2 separate regions of the Homo sapiens genome follow, and region 2 is linked to region 1. Evidence: read pairs that join two places in POLR2A ChIA-PET (ENCODE). Cell type or tissue: OCI-LY7. All regions are shown on one strand. Each heading gives the region's core, and the rest is flanking DNA. Links, peaks and the distances in the headings are about the cores only. Region 1 overlaps ATP2A2 (ATPase sarcoplasmic/endoplasmic reticulum Ca2+ transporting 2). Region 2 has its middle 16 kb from the start of ANAPC7.

Region 1 (15,560 bases), core at 4,458-12,457:
TGGCAGGCACCTGTAATCCCAGCTACTCAGGAGGCCGAGGCAGGAGAACTGCTTAAAGCCAGGGGGGCAGAGATTCCAGTGAGATGAGATTGCGCCACTTCACTCCACCCTGGACGAAAGAGCAAACTCCATCTCAAAAAACAAAAGCATTGGCTGAAGGGAGACAAGGAATACCATTCAGTATAATGACACTGACTTAAACTAGGGAACGTTGGAGGTGAAGAGATGGCCCCAAGCAGAGCTGTCCACCAGAACTCTGTGAAAGATGGCAATGCTCTGTGGCCACTGTTCATGTGGCTGTCACACGTGATGGATAAGCACTTTAAGTGAATATGGCTAGGGCATCTAAGGAAGTGTTTTTAGGTATTCTAAGTAGTTTTAGATAGCTAGTGGCTACTGATTATAGTAATGAGACCAGAAGAGATCATGGGAGTAACTATAGACAGAAATGGCTGAGGACTATGGAGCCTTCACCTCCTGGTGCCTTGTGAAAGACCCAGCTACAAAGACCTCGAATGAGAGGCCAGGGAGGGAGAGCAAGTATGGGATCGTGGAAGCCAAGTGAAGAGGTGCTTCAAAGAGGGAGCGAGTGACAGCACCAACAAAATAGGAAGACGAAGACTGAGAATAAACCTTTGGCTTTATATCGTTACCTACAACTAAAGATACCCCTTCTCTTCCAGTTTTTGTACTTTTCTTGCCTATTACACAGACCAGGAATGCCAGTATAATACTGCATAGAAATGGTGAGAATTCTGTTATGTTAGCATGGTCTCTGTGTAAACACACTGTCAGCGTTAAAGACACACTTTTATAGTCTTAGTTTGGTGTGATAAGATGCGTTTCATCATATGCACCTACTGAGGTGACCTTATTGTTTTTTCCACCTTAATTTGGTTAATGTGGTGAGTTAATTATATTTGCTCCCACTGACACACATTTAAAAATCATCATAGAAATCCCCAAGAACATCAGCATCTAACCTAGGAAGCTACGGGAGGACTGAAGGCTGATGAACTGACTAGATGGGGCTCAGGGCCCTGCAGCGATCCTGCTGGCCTGCCAGCCACTGAACCGTCTCAGGCAGCAAAGGAATGGGTATGAGTGCTACGCTAGATTCTGTATCATCTCAATCACACGTGTGTTTAGTTTCAATTAAGCATTTGCGCCAATGGCACTGGGATGACTAAAGGAACACGCAATGATTCTGAGGAAGGCGTGGACCTACCCAGGTAAGAGGTCTTGGGCTGGGAGTGGGGGAGGGAAATCCCTTTCAGTACTAGGCTGGCCAAGAACCACAGACCTCACCAAACAAGCCATGGGGCCAAAATGCTGGACCTGCTCTCTCTGCTTCTAAACTACACATGGGTTCCTGCTGTCTCAAGTGGGAAGGGAGGCAAAGAGCTTGTGTTTGGAACTCCTTAGTGAATGAGCAGCATGACAGCTGTTTCCGATCCCTTGGCCAAGGGATGTGAAAAAGATGGGACAAGGGAGCTCTGGAGCAGGGAGACACAAGGATGACAGTATTGCCCGTACTTGTGTGGTCACTGGCTAGTGAGCCAGTGCTGGTTCAGCCCCATTACATGACTTGTTTCCCATCACTCAGTGGAGTAGTCAGAGGTCTAGAATCAAACGACTCAAACCCTCAATCTGTGAAGCTGTTTTCAGGCTGCCTCAGATTTTTAGTTACACCAACTAATAGATCACAGGCAGCGTGGCTCTGCCAGGATCCAACTCCTTGCTTACTGGCAGAGTGAATAAGCCTGGACTGCTTCGGGTTCATGGAAGACACATGGGTAGAGGGAAGAAGCCAAAGGAGTGGTCCAAGGCCTTCATGGCTTTGAGACTGCTATTTGTGAATTGTGCATCAGTTTACTGAAAAGGAATCTATATTTCAGCTGAGACAGTCTCAATTCCAGTGTGAGTTTTGTTTTCTCAGGACAGTATAAAGGAGACAAAATGCTGCCTCACACTAACCGGAAGACCACGCCATACAGGTCATGGAAGGGCTAGGTGTCCCTAACTGCAGGCTGGACATGATGGTCTAGAACTTTTCACCCTGAGATTTTGTGTGGTCACTAAAATGCCTGATATTTGAGGTTATTAAGAAAACAGGTATACTGCTCCCTCCCAACTCAGGCTGTACTACCCCCCAATGACACAATGCCTCCTCATTTGCCCTTATTATCCAGGAAGGGATGAAAGGGCTTATGACATACAAAAAGCATTAAACGTGGTGACAACTAATCATTTTGCTAAATGAGGCTTGCCTTTATACAGCTGTGTATGACAACTAGAAAAGGCTGAGTTTTACCTCTCTCCTCCCCCAGACCTGTTCCTTCAGGCAGGCAGAACCTCTCCCCTTCCCATCGCTCCTTATTCTACCAGGGAACCCTAAGTTACAACAATGTCCTATAAAGAGGCTGCAAAAGTACTGACTGGCAGCCCCATGGTGATGACAGACAGGTAGGTCTGATGCTAAAAAGAGGTATGTTCAGCAGAACCCAATTCCATAGGAATCCAAGCTCCACAGCTAGGAGACAGTGGGCACTGAGGATGAGGCTGTTTGCAGGCAAATGGTCTGGTGGACCTATTAGAGGACCATGTGGCTGTGCAGACCCTGGACTGCAGATAGAGGGTATTCACTCTAAGATAGTGTAGGAGGGCTCTTGCCCAACAAGCAATCACCCTGTCTGCCATATAAAAGGAGCAGCTGCTGCTGCTGCCACACAGCTCAGGAATGATGTTTCCTGGGTGGTGGTTTGTGGGGGCAGGAACCAGACATAGACTTTGAGAGCCTGACTTACGTCCCTAAGCTCCTTCTGCTCCTCCCTGGCTGCTCTGAGAGCATCACACTCCTTCCTCCAATACAATCAGCTTCCGCAGTTCCCATTCTTGAGCTGCTTCTGTAGCTTGCTTCTTCTCTCCCACCTGTCCTTGGCACCCACGTGACCGACTGACCCACACAGACTTTGTGTATTGCAACATCTTATCTGCATATCACTTCTCATCCAAGCAATCATCTACCACTTTGGCCAGGATAAGATAAAGGGAGTTATCCTTCAAGTTTAGCCACTTCAGGCCTTAATTTTTTTTTGAGATGGGGTCTGACTCTGTTGCCCAGGCTCAAGTGCAGTGATGCTGCAACCTAAACTCTAGGCCTCAAGTGACTCTCCCGCCTCAGCTTCCCAAAGTGTTGGGATTACAGGTGTGAGCCACTGCGCCTGGTCCACTTCAAGTTCTTAAGCTGAGCCAAGTGACAGGCAGGGGGACCAGTCTTTTGAGGAGACCCAGGTGCTAGAGACTCAATGGATGGCCATTCTTCACCAGCAGCCGTTGCAAAGTGTTTCTACTGAGGTCTAGGCTCCCCGGGCTTGTGAGGCCACAGAAATCTAAGGGCAGTACTGCAGGACAGGTCCAGTATGGTGGTCTTGGCAGGAGGGAGCAGCAGCTCTTTGAGAGGAACCTCACTCAGGTCCAACTCACTGTGGAGACTCCCCATCCTTGCTACTGGCCCTTGTCATAGTGATGCTGGTCGAATGAGCCCTGTCTCAAAGACTCTGACAGGCAGAAAAAGGCTCAGAGGCCACTTATTTGTTCAGTGTATACATGAACAATGTGGGTGCCCTCTGCCACTGCCACTGCCACTGCCACCACCATCACCACATTGACCTTTGGTATTTGGTTATGCTGGTCTCATCAAATGAGTTAAGAAATGTTTGATGCCCAGGCGCGGTGGCTCATGCCTGTAATCCCAGCACTTTGGGAGGCCGAGGTGGGCGGATCACCTGAGGTCAGGAGTTCGAGACCAGCCTGGCTAGCATGGTGAAACCCCTTTCTACGAAAAATACAAAAAATTAGCCAGGCGTGGTGGCGTGTGCCTGTAATCCCAGCTACTAGGGAGGCTAAGGCAGGAGAATCGCTTGAACCTGGGAGGTGGAGGTTGCAGTGAGCCAAGATCGCGCCATGGCACTCCAATCTGGTGACAGAGAGAAACTCTGTCTCAAAAAAAAAAAAAAAAAAAAGGTTTAATTGAACAGGAAAAGAAAGTGTGGTAGCTGACAGGGGAAATAAGGTCAAAGGAAAGTTTCAAGATAGAAAGACACTATTATTTCCCCCTATGCTGAAGAACATCTAGTAGAGATGGAAATCAATAATGCAGCAAAGATGTTGGGAGGAGGTGGCTTCTGCTAGGAGCAAGAACACTGTTCACAGCACTATGGGAGAAGGCAGCCCCTGTGGGCCCAGAGGGTCGCTCAAGGAAATTAGCTATTGATTGCTTTTATTTTCCTGGTCAAATACACAGGAAGAGCATCTTACCTGAGAGTGAATATGGGGAAGGAAATACTGTAAGTTTGAGGAGATAAGGTATAATTAGTTTTCTAAGAGAGTAGGACAGTGCAGACACTAAGTATATATAGTACGACTGATAAGCAGCATGAACAATAAACCAGGTTCAAATACTCACTGAGTTGCAGGCATTTGCACGTTCTATTTTAGAAAGACCCTTCAATTCGGTATCAAATACATTCATCTTCTCTACTAGGCAAGTGAGAGCAGTCTCTGTAGCTTCTCCAACTTTTTCATACACACCCTTTGCCTGTATTGGTTAAAGGCACAGAAAGTAGAAAAAAGGGAGAAGTACACAGATAAATTTATCTTTAATATTTTTTTTCCACAAAAGCACAATCTGTCCTCTATTACAACACTGTAAGGCCATTTTTATCCTCCTCTGAAACAGGTGACCCAGATAATTAAAAACATACTCAAAGTACAGGTGTGCATGTGATCTTATTCTAATAAGTAGGTTTTTCATTTCCCTTAAATATAAGATGACATCAAACACAGTATTTATTATTTCACCCAAATATAAGAAGCCACTGATCACACTATTAATTCAAAGAGTGCCTTCACATAATAATGTAATTCCATGTCACTGCTTATCATTCTGAAGAGTTCACATTCTGTCTCTGACAGGGACTAGCTTACCTTTGAGACAGAAACTATATCCTTTGCTTTCAGGAAAGCATTTTCTATCCTGGGTTTTATTCATTTATAGTAAGTATGCTATCAACAGAAAGAACATCACATATACTACAACTTTAAGTTAACTAACTGCAATGCTCAGTCACAGAGGATATGTGAAAGGCTCTCAGCTTTCTTTGGTGAGGTCATGCTGGCCCCACCATCAGGTTCTGAATGGAAGGGGGAAACAAAATCAGGCACCCTTGACTTTCAAAAGGGAGGAAGGCAGGCTAGACTTTCATTCCACCCACCCCACCCTTGAACTAGGAACAGCCATTCCTTCTAATTTATGAAGAGACTTACCTCATTGTAATCCAAAGCAGAGTCATTACAAAGAGCACAAATTGTTGCTAATTCTACCAGACCATCATACTGGTGACAATTCACTGGTTTATCATCTTTATGCCTGCCCAAAGAGAAAACACTCTTAGAGCAGGGTATGGTCGCCACTATTGATTCCTCCCGCCCCCTGCCCCCCCGCAATTGTTTAATAATGAAAACAGAATTTCTGGGACAACATACTGGAAAAAATTCCAAACAATTTGATGCCAGAGCCAATATTAGACAAAAACAAAAGAGAGAATGCATCTCTGGTATCAGAAATCAATCAGTAAAAAGACCAGAAATTCTTAATTCAATTCTTCCACCACTGGCTACAGTGAATAACAAACACAAATCCCTCTTGAAAGTTTGGAGCCCAGAAGATGCAAAAAGATGACTGGATTATAACCTTTGGTTCATCTTTCAAAGTTTTTGTTTTAAAAACATTTACTACTTTAGTAATAAGTGTTGACTTGAGCCACATTCAGAAAGCTGTCTTAACTTTGTAGACATGCTGCAAATCAATACAAATACTAAACTGCCACACCAGATCCTTTAAATGAGGAGGAGGGTTACTCACACTTCTCCAATAGGTGCATAAGTTGATCCAGTTATGGTAAACTCATTAAGGGAACAAGTATCACCTTCCACTCTGTCCAGAATGAACATCTGTAGGGGGAGAGCGCATCAGAGTATTTAAAAGGGATTTTTAAAAAATGCTACACAAATAAACTACCTTTGTTAGCTTAGGACAAAGGCAAACAACCTCTTTCATTTACGAAAACAACTTTAATAAAACTCACTGAGGCTCACTCAGCATCAGCAGTACTGTCCCTTACCCTAACTAGCTTAATTATATTAGACTGCTTCGCCCATCACACCCCCGACCAATCGAACAGTATGAAAAACAGCATCACTGAGGTGCTGAATGAATGAGCAGCAGTGGCACCAAAGACACAACAACCCACACAAAATCCAAGTTATGAGGACTCCCGGTCAGCAAAAGGTCAGTTCCAGAGACAAGTTACTCTTTAGATTGCTCAGAATCCCAAATTTCAAATGGCTGGCTGTGAGAGTGGTATTAGGTAGTCCTGCCTTAGAGCTAAGCACAAAAGCTTGGGAAGAATAAACTCACATTTCAGAGTTGCATAAACATTTCCCGAGTAAAATAAGACAAACTGCTTCTCTGCTCCTTCCCACTTATTTTTATTGTGGCAATAGCTCATGTTCTATGAAGCTGCATAACTATATGTATACAGTAAGGAGCCCGCAGAGCTGAATGAATTGATGTTCCCTAGACAATACAGATGGAAGCATGCTTAGGAAAGGATTAATTTTATTTTTTAAAGCGACATAAGCTATTTTCTTAAAGATAATTTTTCCACTGCTTGATTTGCATTCACAAATTATAATTCAGAAGCCCAGTTTGGAAAAGTAAGATTTAGGCTTGTGTTTTCATTGCAAATGAAAACTTGTAAAACCTCCTCTAAAAAGAAAAAATTACAGAAAGTGATGTCAAAACTATATTTTCTCGTGCTTTCTCTGAAATATGAGCAATTAATAATCTGATCAAATCATTCTCTAAGGGGAATTTAAAAAATGTAAAACTCAAGTTAAACAGGCCACGTTGAGCTGGGCACGGTGGCTCACGCCTATAATCCCAGCACTGAGAGGCCAAGGTGAGTAGATCATGAGGACAGGAGCTCAAGATCAGCCTGGCAAAGATGGTGAAACCCGTCTCTACTAAAAATATAACAAATTAGCCGGGCGTGGTGGTGGGCACCTGTAATCCCAGCTACTCAGGAGGTTGAGGGAGAGAAGTGCTTGAACCCGGGAGGCAGAGGTTGCAGTGGGCTGAGATTGCGCCACTGCACTCTAGCCTGGGCGACAGAGCAAAACTCCGTAATAACAGCAACAACAAAGCTATGTTGTGTTTTAAAAACACATCTTTTCAGAGCAATTCATCTCACATTCAATAAGGAAATTAGTTAATCTTTATTTTAAAATAACTTTTTTTTTTTTTTGAGGTGGAGTTTCACTCTGTCGCCTAGGCTGGGTGGACTGCAATGGCACGACTCGGCTCACTGCAACCTCCGCCTCCCGGGTTCAAGTGATTCTCCTGCCTCAGCCTCCCAAAGAAATTATAGGCGCCTGCCAACATGCCCAGCTAATTTTTGTAATATTAGTAGAGACGAGGTTTCACCATGTTAGTCAGGCTGGTCTCGAACTCCTGACCTCAGGTGATCCGCCCGCCTCGGCCTCCCAAAGTGCTGAAATAACAGGCGTGAACCACTGTGCCCAGCCAAAAATGTGAAATTCTTTGAGTCTATACCAAAGCCCAAAATATTCTAAAAGACATTCAGAATCTGAATCTACATTAGCTAAATCTAAATGTACTTAGACATTTTTGACTGTGAGCAAGTCAACCATTTAGGATATGCAGGATGAAAATCTTCCTAAGTCAAGGGCAGTTATGCAATACCACTGCAAGAAGCCTCCTGCAGAATACCAATTAGCACCAGCTTCCTGTTGTGAGGTAGAGCTTCACTCAGAACAGGCAGGCTTTTTCTTTATTATAAGAAAACATTTTAAGCCAAGCCATTCAAGGGAGAAAAGAACAAAAAAAAATTATAGTGAACTGGGAAACTGAAATTTTAAAAATTACAATTTTACACATGGCTTTACACATGGCTTACTTTCACAGACATAAAGACTATTCTGAGGAATTAAAGCTTTCAGGCTAAGTGAGACACAAAATCGTAAATAAGAAAATTCCCTTTCTCTTCCTGAAACAACCAGTATGACAAAACTGACTTTTAGCCAATTCATCCAACCTTTTGGTTCCAAAAAATAAGAACTTAAGTAGCTCAAACACCTTAATATCCTGGAGAAACCTAAGACAAACCTAGAAGCTTTCCACTTTGAAAGTTGGAACACCCCAGTTCTGTCAATTCTAAATGTGGGTTTGGACTTCACAAGGAGCTTGCGGGGGAGGGAGAACCTGTATCTAAAAAATCATCATGAGCTTAAAATTGGCAAGATAAAAATTCACAGGGCTTAACTGATTATAAAACAATTTCCGATGTTAAAAATAATTATCTAAAACCTGACAAAAAGGCCAAGATAACTACACCCTTTCAATATCATACAGAAGCATTATTTAACAAGCCCATTCTAGGAAAATGTAACACTGTGTTACTAAATAAATGCTCATGTTATATGAGGTTTCCCTGTAAGACATTAGTTTTGTAATCTAACCTAGCAATCCCTATTCTAATATTCTAATATTGAACACTTCCTCAAATACAGATTCCCTTGCTAATTAATGAGCCGAATAAAATATGTGACAAATGTCTACTCTGTATGAGTCATGTGTACCTTTTGGAATAGACTTGTACCAAGTTGTTTAAGCAAAACCTAAGGAAAGTGAATTATACAAAATAATCCAGCTGTATAATTATTGCATTATTTATTCAGTTGTTACTTTTCTAACAGCAGGTTTAAATTATTTATTTTATCAAATGATGGTCAAAAAATATAGGATGGCCGGGCGCGGGGGCTCACGCCTATAATCCCAGCACTTTGGGAGGCTTTCAAAAGCGGGTGGATCACTTGAGGTCGCGAGTTCGAGACCAGCCTGACCAACATGGAGAAACCCTATCTCTACTAAAAATACAAAAAATTAGCCGGGCGTGGGGGCGCATGCCTGTAATCCCAGCTACTTGGGAGGCTGAAGCAGGAGAATTGCTTGAACCCAGAAGGCGGAGGTTGTAGTGAGCTGAGATCGGGCCATTGCACTACAGCCTGGGCAACAAGAGTGAAACTCCATCTCAAAACAAGAACAAACAAACAAACAAAAATATATATGATGAATACACAGAATAAAGCAAGTTAAAAGCAATTTTAGTCAGCCCTCTGTACCTGTGGGTTCCACATCCACGGTCAACTAAACAGCAGATGGAAAAAATAACTGCATCTGTACTGAACATGTACATTTTTTTCTTGTCATTATTCCCTAAACAACACAGGTTAACTATCCCTAAACAACACAGTTTAACTATTTACATATCATTTATAATATTACGTTAGGTACTGTAAGTAATCTGGAGATGTTTTCAAGTATACTGGAGGATGAACAAGGTTATATGCAAGTACTGAACCATTTCATTTCAGAGACTTGAGCATCTGCAGAGTTTGGTATCTGAGGGAGGTCCTGGAACCAATCTCTAATGAATACAGAGAGATGACTATCTACTTTTTGAGAAAAAGCACGCTTCATTCAACATGTGATAGAAAAACCAATTAGGACTTCAGGTAGGGAGGTTAACTAGCAGCTTTCTCTAGAACTTGTCTATTAACATACACCTAGAGACAGAGGATCAGGAAAATTAGAAAGGAGGCTGAGTGTGGTGGTTCATGCTTATAATCCCAGCTCTTTGGGAGGCCAAGGCAGGAGGATCACTTGAGCCCAGGAATTCAAGACCAGCCTGGTGACATAGTGAGAACCTGCCTCTACAAAAAAAAATAAAAAAACTAGTGGGGCATGGTGGCATGCACTTGTGGTTGCAGCTACTTGTGAGGCTGGGGTGGGAGGACTTGAGCCTGGGAGGTTGAGGCTGTAAGTGAGCCACAGCTGTGTCACTGCACACTAGCCTGGGCAACAGAATGAGACCTTGTCTTTTTTCTTTTCTTTTCTTTGAGATGGAGTCTTGCTTGTCGCCCAGAATTGAGAGCAGTGGTGTGATCTTGGCTCACTGCAACCTCCGCTGCCCAGGTTCAAGCAATTCTCCTGTCTCAGCCTCTCGAGTAGCTGGGACTACAGGTGCACGCCACCACTCAGCTAATTTTTGTCTTTTCGGTAGAGACAGGGTTTCACCATTTTGGTCAGGTTGGTCTCAAACTTCGGACCTCAGGTGATCCACCCGCCTCGGCCTCTCAAAGTGCTGGGATTACAGGCGTGAGCCACTGCGCCCAGGCTTTTTTTTTTTTTAATTAAAGGAAAATATAATTTCTCTAATTCTCTTACATCTAATACAAGTATATCAGCCATACAGATATCCTGTATTTTGTGAAAGTTTTAGGAATTAAATGATTAGATCCTCTCAAATATTAGAAATTAAGCTCAGGCTATACATACAGCCCACAGAAATGTATGAAATTACAAATCAAAAGTTTTGATGGCATGAAGGCATATTGGTAGGATGAACAAAGAACCACGACACGGAATATTCTAAATTACTCCTCTTACCCTGCAGACTGACATCTGGTTTGTTGTAAGTGTACCAGTCTTGTCTGAGCAGATAACAGAAGTACAACCAAGGGTTTCCACAGACGGGAGGCTTCGAACAATGGCATTTTTCTTTGCCATTCTGCGAGTTCCAAGAGCCAGGCAGGTGGTGATGACTGCAGGCAGACCTTCAGGAATGGCTGCTACAGCCAGGGCCACTGCAATTTTAAAGTAGTAAATAGCACCTCTGATCCAGGACCCTCCATGAACCGGGTCATTGAAGTGCCCAATATTTATGATCCAGACTGCAATGCAAATAAGGGAGATGACTTTGGAAAGCTGTTCCCCAAATTCATCTAGTTTTTGCTGAAGGGGTGTTCTCTCCTGTTCTGTTGCCACCATTTCATCCCGGATCTTGCCAATTTCGGTGTTAACTCCAGTTGCTACCACCACTCCCATAGCTTTCCCAGCAGCAATGTTTGTACCCTAGGACAGAAGTAGAGAACTGGTCACAAGATGAATACCACATCCCAACTTAAATACCGACGCTGGTTTTTGACTAGGGCACCCAGATTCTCTACACATTCTACTAGGTCTTCCACTGGCTACTGTTCAAGCAACCAGCCATACAACTGTGACAACAAGCAATGCTCCATGTGCTACTTACTTATGTCAGGCAGCTCTGTACTGACCCACCTAGATTTCTATTTGAGCCCGGCTTGCAGACCATCTTCAAGCAGTGCTCTTAACCCCTCTGTGTTCCCAATTTTTCAAACTCATATAGTTCAACTCTAAGCATTCTCCACTTCTGGCTCCAACAACTCAAGGCCCCTACTTTTCTCACTGTAATAGAAACGGCAACTAGCCCCATGGGCTATCTTGACAACCCCTACTCATGTGACAGGGTCCAAAAACCAAAGAAATCAAATGTGAGCAGTCTCTCCCATGCCACTTTAATTCCTAGTGTTATAAGAGAAGGACATGGCTTCACTATTTTCAGGGTACCTCTATTTACTTACTATGGGTAGTAGTCAGGTTCTCATACAAACCCACAAATGTCCCCAACTTAAAATCATTTCCTCACTATTCAAAGAATTTTTCACATCAATAGAAAAAGTGAAATAGTAAAATGAACATTCATATACTTTGCACCTAGACTCACCATTATTAATGGTTTGCCATGTTTGCTTTCTCTCTCTCTCTAAACACGCACCTTTTTATTGTGAACCACATACAAATAGCAGCTGTCATCTACATCATTTTGAAAATACCCTTTATTGGCTAAGGCTTTTCCAAACAAATCTACTTTTCAACTATGTTTGCAGGTAAGAGTTTGAAGATGTATAAGCTAGTCATTATTTTTTGGTCCCCCAAAACTTGCCAATTAAAAGACATCTAAGTCACACGTTATGTTACTGCCATATTCTGACACCTAAGACTGACCATGAAAAGTGTGATTATCCTTTAGAATGATAGCCAGTGATGGTTGGCAGTGAAAAACATAACATTTGATTAGGCTTTGGAAATGTCTGTAAATAAAAACACATTTCATAAAGTACTTACAGAAAACAGCATGTTCTTTTTATCTTGGTTGACAGCTCGTGGGTCAGGGACGGGATCAGTGTGCTTGATGACAGAGACAGATTCACCTAAGCGGGTTGTGAGACAGAAAAAACAGATCTCTGCGACCCACACCAAGAACCTAGAACCTCTCATTCATGCCCACCCATTACCACTCTTGGGATACTGTTAGTGTGAGAAAAGGTTGGCAAAAGGCCCAATTCATTCAAAGGAGGTAAGCTGGGAAAACTTAGTAATGGAAATTAATACCAGAACAAAGGGTGTCAGGATAAAAATCAACACAATTCCAAAATAAAAAAGTGAATTTTCAAGTAGAATCCCCATTGATTATTTTCTGGAGTAACTATTCAAATTAATTTATTTTTCAGTAATCATTTTATACTCTGATACTGTGACTGTATTATTTACATATATTTGTTGTATACTTTAATAAATACTTTAACATATATACTGATACTTTTTTTTTTTTTCGAGACAGAGGTCTTGCTCTATCACCCGGGCTGGTGCAATGGCACCATCACAACTCACTACAGCCTCAACTTCCTGGGCTCAAGCAATCTTCCCAACTTGGCTTCCTGAATAGCTGGGATTACAGGCACCCAATACCACGCCGGGTTAATTTTTTTGGTATTTTTTTGTAGAGATGAGGTTTTACCATGTTGCCCAGGGTGGTCTCCAACTCGTGGACTCAAACAATTTGCTCATCTTGTCCTCCTCAAAGTGCTGGAATTACAGGTGTGGGCCACATCTGGCTATGCTCTGGAGTAGCAATTAGCAAGTGTACTGGAAAGATCGCATGGTAAATAAAGAACTACTTTTTTTTTTTTTTTGAGACGGAGTCTTGCTTTGTTGCCCAGGCTGGAGTCCAGTGGCACAATCTTGGCTTACTGAAACCTCTGCCTCCCGGGCAATTTTCCAGCCTCAGCCTCCCAAGTAGCTGGGATTACAGGCATGTGCCACCATGCCCAGCTAATTTTTGTATTTTTAGTAGAGACAGGTTTTGCTATGTTGGCCAAGGCTGGTCTCAAACTCCTGACCTGAGGTGATCCCCCCACCTCGGCCTCCCAAAGTGCTGGGATTACAGGCATGAGACACCATGCCCAGCTGATTTCAATTTAAAAATCATGTCATAGATATATAATTAGGGTCAATCTGAGTAAAATATGTCTCTAAATGTTACTTTAAGTTACAGGTAGCAAACTTCACTCTCAATATTTGACCAAAAAAATTGGTTCCACAAGTTAGCCAAAAACTACATTATGATTTCTTAATGAAAGAAAGATAATATTCGAGAACCTCTATGAAGTTTAAATTTTTTTTTAAACTTTTAAAGTTTTTTATTATAGGCTGGGTGTGATGACTTATGTCTGTAATCCCAGCACTTTGGGGGTTTGAGGCGGGCGATCACTTCAGGTCAGGAGGTCAAGACCAGCCTGGACAACATGGCAAAACCCTATCTCTACTAAAAATACAATTAGCCAGGTGTGGTGGTGCATGCCTGTAATTTCAGCTACTAGGGAGGCTGAGGCATGAGAATTACTTGAACCCCGGAAGCAGAGGCTGCACTGAGCTGAGATCGCGCCACTGGGCCACAGAGTGCAACTCTGTCTTTAAAAAAAAAAAAAAAAAGATTTTCATTATAGAGACTATAACTGCTCTCTCAAACTCTTGGCCACAAGTGATCCTACTGCCGCAGCCTCCCAAAGTCCTGAAATTACAGGCATGAGCCACCGTGACCAGCCTAAAAAGTTTTTAAATGCCTGTAATCCCAGCACTTTGGGAGGCCAAGGCAGGCGGATCATGAGATCAGGAGTTCGAGACCAGCCTGACCAACACAGTGAAACCCCGTCTCTACTAAAAATACAAAAATAAGCTGGGCATGGTGGCGCACGCCTATAATCCCAGACACTCAGGTGGCTGAGGCAGGAGAACAGCTTGAATCCAGGAGGCAGAGGTTGCAGTGAGCTGAGATCACAGCACTACACTATAGCCTGGGCAACAGAGCGAGACTCCGCCTCAAAAAAAAAAAAATTTTTTTTAAATGGCAACTACGTCTTTAGGGCACACTATGAGAATTTCACACATATAACCCAACCATTTCTCCAACATTTTATGGCTTAATTGGCCTCCAGCTTGTTGTTGCTAATGAGAATTTTAATAAGTAAGCTATTTATAAAGAAACAATACCAAAAAAAATAGAGCCAGGTTACTCATATAACTGTCTCCATGACATTAGCTGCTTTTCAAAATTGATAATCAGATAAATCTTGAGAGCCTTTAGACTTTATGTTTACTATTTAATCCAAGTTAGCATTGTATTTAAAGTTAATTCTTCTGACAAACTTACTTCCAGTTAGTATGAACCCTCCACCCTAGATTGTGCTTTTATCACACAAAAACGGGAAAATGTTTCAAACAATTGTGCAAATTCCAGGTAGTACAATTTTCATCTCTTATGGGGGCTAACTTTTGTTCATTGTGTATTTGGATACTGTAAAGATTGATACAACATTAGCACTCCTCCAGTGAAAAAAATTACAGCACTGGAGTCTATTTTTCTTGCCTGGAAAAAGGACATCGAATAAGTAATTTGCTTTCCACAAAACAGACAACAATTCAACCTTAAGATTTACCTATGGTAACGAACAAATTACAACTTTTTTTTGGAGACAGAGTCTTGCTCTGTCCCCCAGGCTGGAGTGCAGAGGCACAAGCATGGCTCACTGTAGCCTTGACCTAGGCACAAGTGATCTTTTCACCCAGCCTCCTGAGTAGCTGGGATTACAGGCCTGGCTAATTTTTGTATTTTTTGTAGATACGGGGTTTTGCCATGTTGCCCAGGCCCGTCTTTAACTCCTGGGCTCAAGCCATCTGCCCGCCTCAGTCTCCCAAAGTGTTGGAATTACATGCATGAGCCACCGTGCCCAGCCATTTTGTTTTGTTTTTAAATCATGCCTTTAAAACCGTATCGGCAGCCAGGTGCAGTGGTTCACGCCTGTAATCCCAGCACTTTGGGAGGCCGAGGCAGGTGGATTACCTGAGGTCAGGAGTTCAAGACCAGCCTGACCAACAAGGTAAAACCCCATCTCTAATAAAAATACAAAAATTAGCTGGGCATGGTGGCAGGAGCCTGTAGTCCCAGCTACTTGGGAGGCTGAGACAGGAGAACTGCCTGAACCTGAGAGGCGGAGGCTGCAGTGAGCCGCAATCACGCCACTGCACTCCAGCCTGGGCAATGGAGCGAGACTAAAGCACTAAGAAATAAGTATCTTAGAGAGGATTAAGATGGGATACCATAAAGGGACAGTGAGGCAAGAGCCAACTCTATTGGCATGGAATATGCGAAGGTCTTCAGAAATTCAATGACTTAATATATCATATTTACCTGTGAGAATTGACTGGTCAA
Region 2 (15,560 bases), core at 4,824-12,823, 88 kb before region 1:
TAAAAAAAAAAAGATTGGCTGGACCCGGTTGCTCATGCCTGTAATCCCAGCACCTTGGGAGGCCGAGGTGGGCGGATCACGAGGTCAGGAGATCGAGACCATCTTGGCCAACATTGTGAAACCCTGTCTCTAATAAAAGTACAAAACTTAGCTGGGTGTGGTGGCATATGCCTGTAATCCCAGCTACTCGGGAGGCTGAGGCAGGAGAATTGCTTGAACCCAGGAGGCGGAGGTTGCTGTGAGCCAAGATCACACCACTGCATTCCAACCTGGCAACAGAGCAAGACTCCGTCACCAAAAAAAAAAAAAAAAAAAAGATTGATAGAAAATCAAATCTTGGCTGGGCACAGTAATCCCAGCACTTTGGGAGGCTAAGGCAGGTGGATCATTTGAGATCAGGAATTCGAAACCAGCCTGGACAACATGGTGAAACCCCATCTCTACTAAAAATAGAAAAATTAGCCAGGCATGGTGGTGCACACCTATAATCCCAGCTACTCGGGGGGCTGAGACAGAAGAATCACTTGAACCCAGAAGGTGGAGGTTACAATGAGCCAAGATTGTGCCACTGCACTCCGGCCTGGGCGACAGAGGGAGACTCCGTCTAAAAAAAAAAAAAGAAAAGAAAATCTTTTATAAAAGCACGTTAGCCCAAAACAGTGTGAGGACGATGGTCATCTTGTTCTTCTTTCTTAAGCATCCTGTTTACATTCATCATTGCCATATGCCACTAATTACTGTCATATGTGTGGAAAGATTACAGTACATGGAAATACATGAACAAGATCTATGTGAACTGTTTGATTTGACGTTTTTCTTTTTCCCAAAAGTATTAGTACTGAAGACCTTCATAAAAAGTTTGGTGCTATGTCCAGAAAGGGATGTAATACTATTCCACCAAAAGGCATTTGGTTTGTTTCCCCCTTCGTTTTTGTTTATAGATGTTTGGAAGACCATGCCATTAGGAGAGTGTAATTTTAGGGCCACATCTGTTCTGTGTTGATATTGAGATAAATCATCCATCATGATTTTCCACTTTGCTTCAACTCTGCAGCTCCAATTTATAGGTGATCTGGCAGTGCGCTAAGCACTTTACAGTTTTAAATCCTATTTAACTTTTGCAAAAAAAAAAAATACTTTTTGTGGGCCAGGTGCTGTGGCTCATGCCTGTAATCCTAGCACTTTGGGAAGCTGAGGTGGACAGATCACTTGAGGTCAGGAGTTTGAGACCAGCCTGGCCAATATGGCGAAACCCTGTCTCTACTAAAAATACAAAAATTAGAACTGGGTGCTGTGGCTCACGCTTGTAATCCAGCACTTTGGGAGGCCGAGGTGGGCAGATCACCTGAGGTCAGGAGTTCAAGACCAGCCTAGCCAACATGGTGAAATCCTGTCTCTACTAAAAATAGAAAAATTAGCTGGGCGTTGTGGCAGGTGTGTGTAATCCCAGCTACTCAGGAGGTTGAGGCAGGAGAATCCCTTGTACCCGGGAGGTGGAGCTTGCAGTGAGCTGAGATTCACCACTGCACTCCAGCCTGGGTAACAGCAAGACTCCATCTCAAAAATAAATAAATAAATAAAAGGCTGGGAGCGGTGGCTCACACCTGTAATCCCAGCACTTTGGGAGGCCGAGGCAGTCGAATCACGAGGTCAGGAGTTAGAGATCAACCTGGCCAACATGGTGAAACCTCGTGTCTACTAAAAATACAAAAATTAGCTGGGCGTGGTGGCGAGTGCCTGTAATCCCAGCTACTCAGGAGGCTGGGGCAGGAGAATTGCTTGAACCCGGGAGGCAGAGGTTGCAGTGAGCTGAGATCGTGCCATTGCGTTCCAGCCTGGGCGACAAGAGCAAGACTCCATCTCAAAAAATAATAATAATAAAATAAATAAAAATTTAAAAATAATAAAATTAAATAAAATTAAAAATTAGCTGGGTGTGATGGCACACACCTGTAATCCCAGCTACTCGGGAAGCTGAGACAAGAGAATCGCTTGAACCTGGGGGGCGGAGGTTGCAGTGAGCCAAGATCTCGCTGCTGCACTCCAGCCTGGGTGACAGAGCAAGACTCTGTCTCAAAAAAAAAAAAAAAAAGAAGGCCAGGTACGGTGGCTCATGCCTGTAATCCCAGCACTTTGGGAGGCTGAGGAGGGTGGATCACCTGAGGCCAAGAGTTCGAGACCAGCCTGGCCAACATGGTGAAACCCCGACTCTACTAAAAGTACAACAAATTAGCTGGGCGTGCTGGTGGGTTCCTGTAATCCCAGCTACTTGGGAGGCTGAGGCCGAAGAATGGCTTGAATCTGGGAGGCGGAGGTTGCAGTGAGCTGATATCACACCACTGCACTCCAGCCTGGGCGACAGAGGAAGTCTCTGTCTCAAAAACAAAAAAACAAAAAAAACACAAAAAAACCTTTGTGGCAGATGCAAGATTATCCCCTTTTCCAGATGAAGAAGGCGAGGCTACAGAAATTAACTTTTTGAAACTCACACACCTGGAAGTTGGCTAAATTGGTAATTAAACCTAAATCTGTCGGAATCCAGAGCTGGCCCACACAGCCAAAACGTGGTTACTTTGAAAGAGTGTAATTTTCAGTAACCCATTCATGCAACAATATGAGTAGATTGCTCTGTTGGGTGCACTATGCCAGCTATTGAAAGGATGCACAAGAGATGTCAGTGTGGTCTCTGCTCTCTAGGACCATAATGGTCTGATGGGAAATGTGTGTAGCAAGATAGATATGAAGAAATACTGCAAGGTTCATATGATGCCCAGTTCGGTAGAAGCCCAGAGAAAAAGAGGCTTTGTTGAAGTCAGTTGGAGAAGATTTAGCAAAGGTGGCTCTCAAACCAAATGAGCTCTGAAGTGAGCCAAATTGGGCAGACTAGATCCAAAAATGGTATACTGGTCCCAGGTAAATGACGTGGTCAAGCCTGGCATGAAGGCAACCTTAGGGTGTAGAATATGATGGGGTGGATGCTGCCCCAGCAGGAGGGAATGCCCCACATTTTTTTGTCTTGAAAGCTAAGACTGGGGGAATGCCTCACATTTTTGAGAGCCAGGGTCAGACTAGGACGTGAAACTTTCTCCTGTCAACAGGGCAAAGGACACCACAGATTGTCCACATTGGCACTTTTCTGCTTTTCCCACCATTCTGAGAACCATTTGCCTGAGCAATCGTCACTTTTTTTCTTTCTGAGTTTTTCCACAGTTTCTGTACTCAAGTTTTGTGGGCTTTTTAAAAACAGGCTTGTTGGCCGGGTGCAGTGGCTCACGCCTGTAATCCTATCACTTTAGGAGGTTCGAGGCGGGTGGATCACCTGAGGTCGGGAGTTCAAAACCAGCCTGACCAACATGGAGAAACCCCGTCTCTACTAAAAATACAAAATTAGCCAGGCGTGGTGGCGCATGCCTGTAATTCCAGCTACTCAGGAGGCTGAGGCAGGAGAATCACTTGAACCCGGGAGGTGGAGGTTGCAGTGAGCTGAGATCGCACCATTGCACTCCAGCCTGGGCAACAAGAGCAAAACTCCGTCTCAAAATAAAAAATAATAATAAAATAAAAACAGCCTTGTTGAAAAATAATTCACATACAATTCACTCATATAAAATGTTCAATGGTGTTTAGCATTTTACACTATTTTCATGTGTAACATAAACTTTGCCATTTTAACTATTTTAAGTGTACAATTCAGTGGCATTAATTCCATTCAAAATGTTGTACAACCATCACCACTATCTATTTTGAAAACTTTTTTATCACCCCAATAGAAACTCTGTCCCCATTAAACCACTCCCCCGCTTCCATTCAGCCCCTGTAAACTCTAATCTACTTGATGTCTGCATGCATTCACCTATCCTGGACATTTCATATAAATGGAATCATGTGAGCTGGGCACAGTGGCTCACGCCTGTAATCCCAGCACCTTGGGAAGCTGAGGCAGGCAGATCACTTGAGGTCAGGAGTTTGAGACCAGCCTGGCCAACATGGCAAAGCCCCATTTCTACCAAAAATACAAAAATTATCTGGGCAGGGTAGTGGGCAGCTGTAATCTCAGTTACTCGAGAGGCTGAGGCAGGAGAATCACTTGAACCCAGGAGGTGGAGGTTGCAGTGAGTGAGGTGAGATTGTGCCACTGCACTCCAGCCTGGGTGACAGACGGAGACCTCTGTCTCAAAAAAAAAAAAAGGAATCTTATGATATTTGTCCTTTTTGTGTTTGGCTTCTTTCACTTAATGTAATGTTTTTGAGATTCAGTCATATTTATCCATGTTGTAGCATGTATCAGAACTCAGAACTTCATTTTTTTTTTTAGACAGTCTCACGCTGTCACTCAGACTGGAGTGCAGTGGTGCAATCTCGGCTCACTGCAACTTCCGTCTCTTGGGTTCAAGCGATTCTCGTGCCTCAGCCACCTGAGTAGTTGGGATTACAGGCACCCACCACCACACCTGGCTAATTGTTGTATTTTTAGTAGAGATGGGGTTTCACCATGTTGGCCAGGCTGGTCTCGAACTCCTGACCTCAGGTGATCCGTCTGCCTCAGCCTCCCAAAGTGCTGGGATTAGAGGTGTGAGCCACCGTGTCCAGCCCTTCATTCTATTTTATAGCTGAATAACATTCCCTTGTAGGGACAGACCACATTTTGCTTCTCCATCTGTTCATGGACACTTGGGTTGTTTCCATCTTCCGTGAAGAATGCTGCAATGAACATGGTTATACAAGCTGAGTTCCTGCTTTCAGAGTGCTTTTAAAAAGTCACCCATTTGCTATTTTATCACAAATCCCCTTGAGATTTATCCCTAAACCATTATTTAAGTCTTTTTACTTGTCTGACTATCTCATAAATAAAAATGACCATCTGGACATCTTAGAACCTTCTTTACTGAAAAGAGGGAAAATTGGTTGGGATGCTGGTGGTATTTATTCCCTCCAGTTGTTCAGGGAAATTCTTTGTCCTGAAGTTATTTTTCCACTGAAAGGAAACCTATCACTGCCAGGAGACACTTAAGGGATGTTAAGTAATGTTTCCCTTAGAGCAATTTATAAGTGTTATGTTTTTCCCCTTGTACAAAAGACAGATCTAAGAAAAATGTCTGATTGCAGCTGGGAAAAATTTTCATTCTTAGGAAGCTGCTGGACATTTAGAGATGAACTTAAGTGGAGCAGAACATTTATATTTATAAGTTGTTCCTCCAATGTATTTGACCCAACACTCCACGGTATCCACATCATTCTACATCTGTTACGCAGCTGACCTAACGATTCACAGCCAATTACCATCCCAGGACTTCTGTTTCCTCACATAAAATGAAGATAACCTCTAACACGCCCTCCAGCTCCAAAATTATCCTTTCTGAATATGATTCCATGAGGAAGAGGAGGCCTAGTCTCCTTGGATATATCTCCTGTGTGTCCCAAGTTGTTTTAACACCATACATGTCCTTTGAATATTATTAAAATCAGTATGATCTGGCCAAGCATGGTGGGTCATGTGTGTAATCCCAGCACTTTGGGAGGCCAAGGCGGGTGGATCACTTTGCTGCGGGATAATTAAGGAATTAGAGAGACTGAGGGGTTGAGGAGGAATTATTTAATTATTAAGCTGCACCAACCCAGTCGGATTAACATCCAAAGGACTGGGCCCTGAACAAAGAGTCAAGTTACCTTTTAAGCATTTCGTGGGGCAGGGGCAGATCTGTGCAGGGGGAAGCATATTACAGAAGCAAGAAACAAAGACAGTTATTTAATTGAGACATGCATTACATTATTTCATACTTTTTAAGGAACAACATGTTTTACAACTTGAGATTATCTGTCTAGTGACCTTGTAGCTGCACAGCTAGAGAAACAGGGTCTTCACAATGCTTGGGAAAGGGAGAGATAAGGCTCACTAGCCACAGAAAGACAGGCAGTTAATTTTAAAGGACTCCAGCTCTTTCTCTTCCTCAAGGGGAATTGGGTTTTCTTATATACAACTGAGTTTTTGTTTAAACATTTTTTGATTTATTTTAATTCCTGTTTCAGCTTGAGCTCAGTTCAAGACCAGCCTGGCAACATGGCAAAACCCCTGTCTCTACCAAAAAAAATTAGCCAGGCGTGGTGGCAGGTATCTGTACTCCCAGCTTCTTGGAAGGCTGAGGTGGGATTATCTCTTGAGCCCGAAAGGTAGAGGTTGCAGTGAGCTGTGATTGCACCACTGCACTCCAGCCTGGGTGATAGAGCCAGACCTTGTCTCAAAACAAAACAAAACAAAATCAGTATGATCTGAATTACATCATATTAATGGGACCTAACCGTAGAACCTACCCTCTCTTTGATAAATTGATTTTCAAGATGAATATTTTGAAATTTCCAGATTAGCTGGGCATGGTACCACACACCTGTAGTCCCAAGTACTCAGGAGGCAGAGGTGGAAGGATTGCTTGAGCCCAGGAGGTCAAGGCTGCAGTGAGCTATGATTTCGCCACTGCACTCCAGCCTGGGTGACAGAGAGAGACACAACTCTAAATAAATAAATAAAAATTGGGCACAGTGGCTCACACCTGTAATCCAGCACTTTGTGAGGCCAAGGCAGGAGGACAGCTTGAGCCCAGGAGTTTAAGACCAGCCTGGGCAACATAGCAAGACCCCATCTCCACACACACTCAATTTTTTAAATTAGCTTGGTGTGGTGGTGCATGCCTATAGTCCCAGCTACTTGGGAGGCTGAGGTGGAGGGACCACTTAAGCCTGGGAAGTTGAGGCTACAGTGAGGTATGATTGTGCCACTGCACTCAAGCCTGGGCAACAGAGGGAGATCCTGTCTCAAAAAAAATAAAAAATAAAAAATAAATAAATAAATAAATAAATAAAATTTCCAGAGGAGGTAGGTCCCCCTTTGCCTCTAATTTTTTCTCTATAAATATTTTTGCTTCATCCATTCTTTGTGTGAGTTTATCAGTTTCACAGGTGTGTTTTAGCTCTATTTCTTTGCAGGAATTATCAACTTTTCTTTTTTTTTTTTTTTTTTTTGAGACTGAGTCTCACTCTGCCACCCAGGCTGGAGTGCAGTGGTGCGATCTCAGCTCATTGCAACCTCTGCCTCCCGGGTTCAAGCGATTCTTCTGCTTCAGCCTCCCGAGTAGCTGGGACTACAGGCATGCGCCACCACACCCAACTAATTTTTGTAATTTTAGTAGAGATGGAGTTTCACCATATTGGCCAGGCTGGTCTTGAACTCCTGACCTAGTGATCCACCCACCTTGGCCTCCCAAAGTGCTGGGATTACAGACCTGAGCCACTGTGCCCAGTCTCAACCTTTCTTCTACCAGTTAGCCAGTGATACATTCTCCTTCATTCCCATCAGTATATAAAAATGATATTTCTCCAATCAGAAAACAAAAATCCTCTCTTTCACCCACCTGCTGCCAACCATGTCCTCCTTTGCTTTACAACAGGGCTTCTCCACATTGACACTTTGACATTTTGGACTGGCTACTTAAATATATGAATTAAAAAAATTTTTTTTTTCTTTTTGACAGAATCTCCCTCTGTCACCCTGGCTGGAGTGCCATGGTGTAATCTAGATTTACCGAAACCTCCACCTCCGGGTTCAAGTGATTCTCCTGCCTCAGCTTCCCAAGTAGCTGGGATTATAGGTGTGAGCCACCATGCCTGGCATGAATGTAAATTTCTCCTCCACTTTGCCGTGGGGGGCTGTCCTATACATTAAAGAATGTTTAGCAGCATCCCTAGTATCTATCTACCCGATGCCAGAAGCAACACCCACCCCACCTCAGATGTCTCCAGACATTGCCCAATGTCCCCTAGGAATACAGTCACCACCCTGCCTCCACCCCAGTTGAGAACCACTTCTCTGCAGCAAAACTCCTCAAAATAATTGGCCGGGCACAGTGGCTCATGCCTGTAATCCCAGCACTTTGGGAGGCCGAGGCAGGCGGATCACCAGGTCAAGAGTTCGAGACCAGCCTGGCCAGCATGGTGAAACCCCGTCTCTACTAAAAATACAAAAATTAGCCAGCCGGGCAGGTGGCACATGCCTGTAATCCCAGCTACTTGGGAGGCTGAGGCAGGAGAATCACTTGAACCCAGGAGGTGGAGGTTGCAGTGAGCCAAGGTCGTGCCACTGCACTCCAGCCTGGGCGAAAGGGCGAGATCTCGTCTCAAAAAAAAAAAAAAGAATTATTGGCTGGGCAAGGTGGCTCATGCCTGTAATCCCAGCACTGTGGGAGGCCAAGGCAGGCAGATTACCTGAGGTCAAGTGTTCAATACTAGCCTGGCCAACATGGTAAAACCCCTTCTCTACTAAAATACACAAAAATTAGCAGGAGCATGGTGGAGCATGCCTGTAATCCAGCTACTGGGGAGGCTGAGGCAGGAGAATCACTTGAACTTGGGAGGCAGAGGTTGCAGTGAGCCGAGATCATGCCGTTGAACTCTAGCATGGGCAACAGAGCAAGACTCCATCTCAAAATAAAAGAATTATCTATATGCATTGTCTCACATTTGTCTCCTTCTCTTTACCAAAGCGCCACTGAAAATGTTCTTGTTGACATCATCAGTGACTTTCATGTTGCTAAATGCTATGGCTATTTCTCCATAAGATGCAAAAAATTAGCCAGGCATGGTGGTGGGCGCCTGTAGTCCCAGCTACTCAGGAGGCTGAGGCAGGAGAATGGCATGAACCCGGGAGGCGGAGCTTGCAGTGAGATGAGATCACACCACTGCACTCCAGCCTGGGCAACAGAGCGAGACTCCGTCTCAAAAAAAAAAAAAAAAGAAAAGAAAAGAAAAAAGTATAATAGCAAACATTTATATAGTGCTTCTGGAACAGGAATTAAAAGAAATTAAAGAATGTGTAAGCAAAAACTCAGTTGTATGTAAGAAAACCCAATTCCCCCTGAGGAAGAGAAAAAGGTGGAGTCCTTTAAAAATTAACTGCCTGTTTTTCTGTCTGTGGCTAGTGAGCCTTATCTCTCCCTTTCCCAGGCATTGTGAAGACTCTGTTTCTCTAGCTGTGTGGCTGCAAGGTAAGTAGATAGATAAACTCAAGTCGTAAAACATGTTTTTCCTTGAAAAGTAAGAAATGATGTAATGCGGCCGGGCGCGGTGGCTCACGCCTGTAATCCCAGCACTTTGGGAGGCCGAGGCGGGCGGATCACAAGGTCAGGAGATCGAGACCATCCCGGCTAAAACGGTGAAACCCCGTCTCTACTAAAAATACAAAAAATTAGCCGGGCGTAGTGGCGGGCGCCTGTAGTCCCAGCTACTTGGGAGGCTGAGGCAGGAGAATGGCGTGAACCCGGAGGCGGAGCTTGCAGTGAGCCGAGATCCCGCCACTGCACTCCAGCCTGGGCGACAGAGCGAGACTCCGTCTCAAAAAAAAAAAAAAAAGAAATGATGTAATGCATGTCTCAACTGAATAACTGTCTTTGTTTCTCACTTCTGTAATATGCTTCCCCCTGCACAGATCTCCCCCTGCCCCATGAAATGCTTAAAAGGTAACTTGACTCTTTGTTAGGGGCTCAGTCCTTTGGATGTTAATCCGACTGGGTTGGTGCACCTAAATAATTAAATAGTAAGTATCCTCCTCAACCCGTCGGTCTGATTCCTAAATTAGCCCGCTACACTGCAAGGGACCCAGAGATCACCTCCAGCCCCTCTTTTAACTCTTAGTGGGTTTTTGAGCTGGATCGAAAACGAACTGACACCAGGCAGATTAACAAGAGAAAAGTGTACAAACTTTGTTTCACGTGTACGGGGGGGTCTACACAAAAAAAAGAGTGAAGTCTGAAGAAGTGGCCAAATAAGATGCTTTATATGTTTTAGACAAAGAGCAATATACTTGAGAAGAAATGACAGGACAAAGAAAATCTGGCTGGGGCAGTAAATTTTTCAGGGGAGTCACTAGGAGATAAATGGGGGGAGTGCCAAACTGGTGAAAGTAAAGGTAACTTTGTTAAGTATGTTTATGGAGGTCCATTGTAGCCTTTAGTTTTAAGTCTCTGGAGATAAGGGCTATTTTCTTGCTCTTATATGGAGAGGGTACCTTTTCCAGATAAATCCTCATCACTTGTTACATGCAGGAAAACAGTGGTCAGCTCATTGTTTCTGAAACTTTACTTCCTCTATTTTTTTTTTCTTTGGTGACAGAATCTCACTCTGTTACCCAGACTGGAGTGCAGTGACACAATCTCAGCTCACTGCAACCTCCACCTCCCAGGTTCAAGTGATTCTCATGCCTCGGTCTCCTGAGTAGCATGCGTCACCACGCCCAGCTAATTTTTGTATTTTTAGTAGAGAGAGGGTTTTACCATGTTGGCCAGGCTGGTCTTGAACTCCTGGGCTCAAGTGATCAGCCTGCTTCGGCTTCCCAAAGTGCTTGAATTACAGGCGTGAGCCACCGTGCCCAGCCTCTCTAATGCTTTTTAACTCAATAATTGATATATCGATTTGGCATATTTGGAGTTTTGGGATTTTTGTTTTATTTATTTATTTATTTTTGAGACGGGGTCTCTCTTTGTCACCCAGGCTGGAGTGCAGTGGTGGGATCATAGCTCACTGCAGCCTCCACTTCCTGGGCTCAAGTGATTCCCCTGCCTCAGTCTCCCTGGTAGCTGGGACTATAGATGAGCACCACCATGTCCGGCTAATTTTTGTGTTTTTTTGTACAGACATGGTCTTGCTATATTGCCTAGGCAGGTCTTGAACTCCTGAGCTCAAGTGATCTGCCTGCCTCGGCCTCCCAAAGTACTGGGATTACAACCACCATGCCCAGCCCAATTTGGCATATTTTGGGATGGCACGTCCTTCACTCCTTCAGTGCTCACAGTGTGCTAGGTGTTGTTCTAAGTGTCTTAGATATGGTGGTACACCTAGCTGGTTCAACCTGCAGAGCAGCTTTTTTTTTTTTTTTTTTTTGAGACGGAGTCTCGCTCTGTTGCCCAGGCTGGAGTGCAGTGGCACGATCTAGGCTCACTGCAAGCTCCGCCTCCCAGGTTCACGCCATTCTCCTGCCTCTGCCTCTCGAGTAGCTGGGACTACAGGCACCCACCACCGCACCCGGCTAATTTTTTGTATTTTTTGTAGAGATCAGGTTTCACTGTGTTAGCCAGGCTGGTCTCGATCTCCTGACCTCCTGATCCGCCCGCCTCAGCCTCCCAAAGTGCTGGGATTACAGGTGTGAGCCACCACACCCGGCCTCAGAGCAGCTCATTTTTTTAATATTTTCTGTCTTTTATAACAAAATTACAGTCAGCAATAATTCTGAAATGAAGTGACTAATAATCACAGCCAGAAAAGAAACAGTGAAAGTTTTACTTTATTGAATTTCATGGCTGGGCATGGTGGCTCACACCTGTAATCCCAGCACTTTGGGAGGTCGAGGCAGGTGGATCACCTGAGGTCCAGAGTTCAATACCAGCCTGGCCAACATGGTGAAACCCTGTCTCTACTAAAAATATAAAAAGTTAGCCTGTAGGCTGGACGTGGTGGCTCACGCTTGTAATCCCAGAACTTTGGGAGGCGGAGACATGTGGATCACAAGGTCAAGGGTTCAAGACCAGCTTGGCCAAGATGGTGAAACCCCGTCTCTACTAAAAATACAAAAATTAGCCGGACGTGGTGGCGGTTGCCTGTAATCCCAGCTACTTGGGAGGCTGAAGCAGAGAATTGCTTGAACCTGGGAGGCAGAGCTTGCAGTGAGCCAAGGTCGTGCCACTGCACTCCAGCCTGGGCAACAGAGTGAGACTGTGTCTCAAAAAAAAAAAAAAAATTAGCCTGTAATCCCAGCACTTTGGGAGGTCGAGGCTGGTGGATCACCTGAGGTCCAGAGTTCAATACCAGCCTGGCCAACATGGTGAAACCCTGTCTCTACTAAAAATATAAAAATTAGCCTGTAGGCTGGACGTGGTGGCTCACGCCTGTAATCCCAGCACTTTGGCAGGCCAAGGTGGGTGGATCACAAGGTCAGGAGTTCAAGACCAGCCTGACCAACATGGAGAAACCCTGTCTCTACTAAAAATACAAAATTAGCCGGGCGTGGTGGCGCAGGCCATAATCCCAGCTACTCAGGAGGCTGAGGCAGGAGAATCACTTGAACCTAGAAAGCGGAGGTTACAGTGAGCGGAGATCACACCATTGCACTCCAGCCTGGGCAACAAGAGCAAAGCTCCTTCTCAAAAAAAAAAAAAAAAAAAATTAGCTGGGCGTGGTGGTGTGCATCTGTAATACCAGCTACTCAGGAGGCTGAGGTGGGAGAATCACTTGAGCCCAGGAGGTGGAGGTTTCAGTGAGCTGAGATCATGCCACTACACTCCAGCTAGGATGACAGAGTGAGATTCTGTATCAAAAGAAAAAAAAAATCAAATTCATATTATGGTACAAAAAGGTAACAAATTAATGCTTTTAAATGACATTTAAATATTTGTATATATATGTGTGTATATACACATATAAATATATTTATGGCCGGGCGTGGTGGCTCATGCCTGTAATCCCAGCACTTCGGGAGGCCAGGGCGGGTGGATCACGAGGTCAGGAGTTCGAGACCAGCCTGACCAACATGGTGAAACTCCGTCTCTACTAAAAATACAAAAATTACCCGGGTGTGGTGGCACCTGCCTGTAATCCCAACTACTCAGGAGGCTGAGGCGGGAGAATCGCGCCACTGCACTCCAGCCTGGGTGACAGAGCGAGACTCCGTCTCAAAAAAAAAAAAAAAAAAAAAAAAAAAAAAAAAATATATATATATATATATATATATATATATATATATACACACACACATATATATATATATATATCTCGCTCTGTCACCCAGGCTGGAGTGCAGTGGCGCAATCTCGGCTCACTGCAAGCTCTGCCTCCTAGGTTCATGCCATTCTTCTGCCTCAGCCTCCCAAGAAGCTGGGACTACAGGCGCCCACCACCACGCCCGGCTAATTTTTTGTATTTTTAGTAGAGATGGGGTTTCATCATGTTAGCCAGAATGGTCTCGATCTCCTGACCTCGTGATCCGCCCGCCTCGGCCTCCCAAAATGCTGGGATTATAGGCATGAGCAACCCCGCCCGGCACGCCCAGCTAATTTTTGTATTTTTAGTAGAGACGGCGTTTCACCATGTTGGCCAGGATGGTCTCCATCTGCTGACTTCGTGATCTGCCCGCCTCAGCCTCCCAAAGTGCTGGGATTACAGGCGTGAGCCACCACACCCGGCCCTATTTTTTTTTTTTCCAGATTGGATCTCCCTGTGTTGCTTAGAGTGGCTCAAACTCCTGGGCTCAGGGATCCTCCTGCCTCAGCCTCCTGAGCCACCGTACATAGCCTATTTTATTATTTTTATTATATTATATATAATATTATTATAGTTTATATTATATATAATATATATTATATATTATATTATTAAAGTTTATATTGTATATAATATATATTATATATTGTATATTGTATATTATATATTATATATAATATATATAATATATAATATACAATATATAAAATATATAATATATAATATACTATATATTATATATTATATTGCCTGCCTCGGCAGTATGGCAAGAGCAATCTAATATATATTAATATAAATAATATATATTATATAATATTTATTTATTTATTTATCTGAGACAGAATCTTGCTCTGTTGCCCAGGCTGGAGTGCAGTGGCACAATCTTGGCTCACTGCCACTTCCACCTCCTGGGTTCAGGCAATTCTCCTGCCTCGGCCTCCCAAGTAGCTGGGATTACAGTTGTCTGTCACCACACCCGGCTAATTTTTGTATTTTTAGTAGAGACAGGGTTTCACCATGTTGGCCAGGCTCGTCTTGAACTCCTGACGGCAGGTGATCCACCTGTCTCAGCCTCCCAAAGTGCTGGGATTACAGGCATGAGCCACCGCGCCTGGCCTGTTTTTTTTTGTTTGTTTGTTTGTTTTCTGAGATGGAGTCTTGCTCTGTTGCCCAGGCTGGAGTGAGCAGTGGTGCAACCTACCCCTCTCTAACCTATGCCCTGGGGTGGATCACTTCTACCATGCTGCCCTTAATAGCTTCCCACCATGAATTAATTTAATATTTACAACAATCCCATTAAATAGGTGCTGTTATATCTCCCCCGTTTCACAGAAGGGGTGACTAAGGTTCCAGAAAATTAAGTGACATTTAAATTAAGATAATAAATGGCAAAAATGAGATTTAAACCCAGGCAGTCTAGTGCCTATTTCTATGCTTTTAATGGCTCCCCAGTGCCATTTATGAAGGACAATGTAAAGAATACCTGTATCAGCCGGGTGCAGTGGCTCACGCCTGTAATCCCAGAACTTTGGGAGGCTGAGGTGGGCGGATCTCGAGGTCAGATCAAAACCATCCTGGCTAACACAGTGAAACCCCATCTCTACTAAAAATACAAAAAATTACCTGGGCATGGTGGCCCTCACCTGTAGTCTCAGCTACTCAGAAGGCTGAGGCAGGAGAATCGCTTGAACCTGGGAGGCGGAGGTTGCAGTGAGCTGAGATGGCGCCACTGCACTCCAGCCTGGGTGACAGAGTGAGACTCTGTCTCCAAAAAAAAAAAAGAATACCTGTATCTTCATCATTTAACTTTTTTAGCTCTTGCATTTTGCCACAGTTGAAGCTCCCGTAGATCCCTTTCCCATCTCATTCCCTATTCTCGTTTTCTAGATGTAACCTTCAATTTGATTTTGGTGGGCATCTTCACCATGAACTTTTAAATACTTTTCCTAAATATGTATGTATCCAAAAACAATGTATAACATCCTGTATGTTTTCAAACTTTATTGAAATGGTATCATAGAGTGATACAATTCTACAACTTGCTTTAGTCATTCAATATACTTTTTTACATTTATCCATGTTAACATTAATACATGTGTTAGAGTTCACTTATGTTTTAAATGCTGCATAGCAGTTCCTTGCATAAATGTAGCAAAATGTATCCATTCTTCCGCCAATGTATAAACAATATGTTTCAAGGCTTTGGTCTTCTATACATAGAAAGTTCTTGTTATTTTCATTTTGGCCAACGTTTAAAAATTGGAATACTTGGCCAGGCACAGTGGCTCATGCCTGTAATCCCAGCACTTTGGGAGGCAGAGGTGGGTGGATCACCTGAGCTCAGGAGTTTGAGACCAGCCTGGCCAACATGGTGAAACCCGGTCTCTACCAAAAATACAAAAATTAGCTGGATGTGGTGGCGCATGCCTGTAGTCCCAGCTACTTGGGAGGCTGAAGCAGGAGAATCCCTTCAACCCAGGAGGCAGAGGTTGCAGTGAGCCAAGATCGTGCCACTGCACTCCAGCCTGGGTGACAGAGTGAAACTGTTTCAAAAAAAAAAAAATTGGAATACTTCAAATATTAAAATCCAGATTTATAACTATGAATTCTTTTGAAAAGTCAAATGATACAGAAAATTCCCAGCTGCCTGGGACTAATATACTGAAATTAAGTTGCAGCTGCCCCTGTAGAGAGGGCATACTCCAGTTTGTTACAACTTCCCTGCTCCTCCCCATGTGCTGAGTGGTGATGTCAATTGCCATTTA

What was found. Peaks named below come from ENCODE experiments on the same cell type or tissue, not always from the same donor. Only the 100,000 strongest peaks of a DNase experiment are listed, where the experiment ranks them.
Region 2: POLR2A ChIA-PET joins it to region 1 with 11 read pairs; 7 of 35 experiments call an interaction of 5 or more read pairs at or near these places.

The regions. Positions count from the first base shown.
Region 1 is chr12:110,323,052-110,338,611 of GRCh38, reverse strand. It overlaps ATP2A2 (ATPase sarcoplasmic/endoplasmic reticulum Ca2+ transporting 2), which reads right to left. Exons shown (of 20, transcript NM_170665.4): 6 at 15,540-15,560; 7 at 12,137-12,222; 8 at 10,595-11,059; 9 at 5,927-6,015; 10 at 5,329-5,431; 11 at 4,469-4,600. Among named protein-coding and RNA genes, the nearest start is that of ATP2A2, 50 kb to the right of the region's middle. In OCI-LY7, for the core only: no CTCF peak of the experiment used is centred there; no DNase peak of the experiment used is centred there.
Region 2 is chr12:110,411,901-110,427,460 of GRCh38, reverse strand. No RefSeq gene overlaps it. Among named protein-coding and RNA genes, the nearest start is that of ANAPC7, 16 kb to the right of the region's middle. In OCI-LY7, for the core only: no CTCF peak of the experiment used is centred there; DNase peaks (open chromatin) are centred at 9,513 and 10,100; H3K4me3 peaks cover 782 bases; H3K27ac peaks cover 2,101 bases.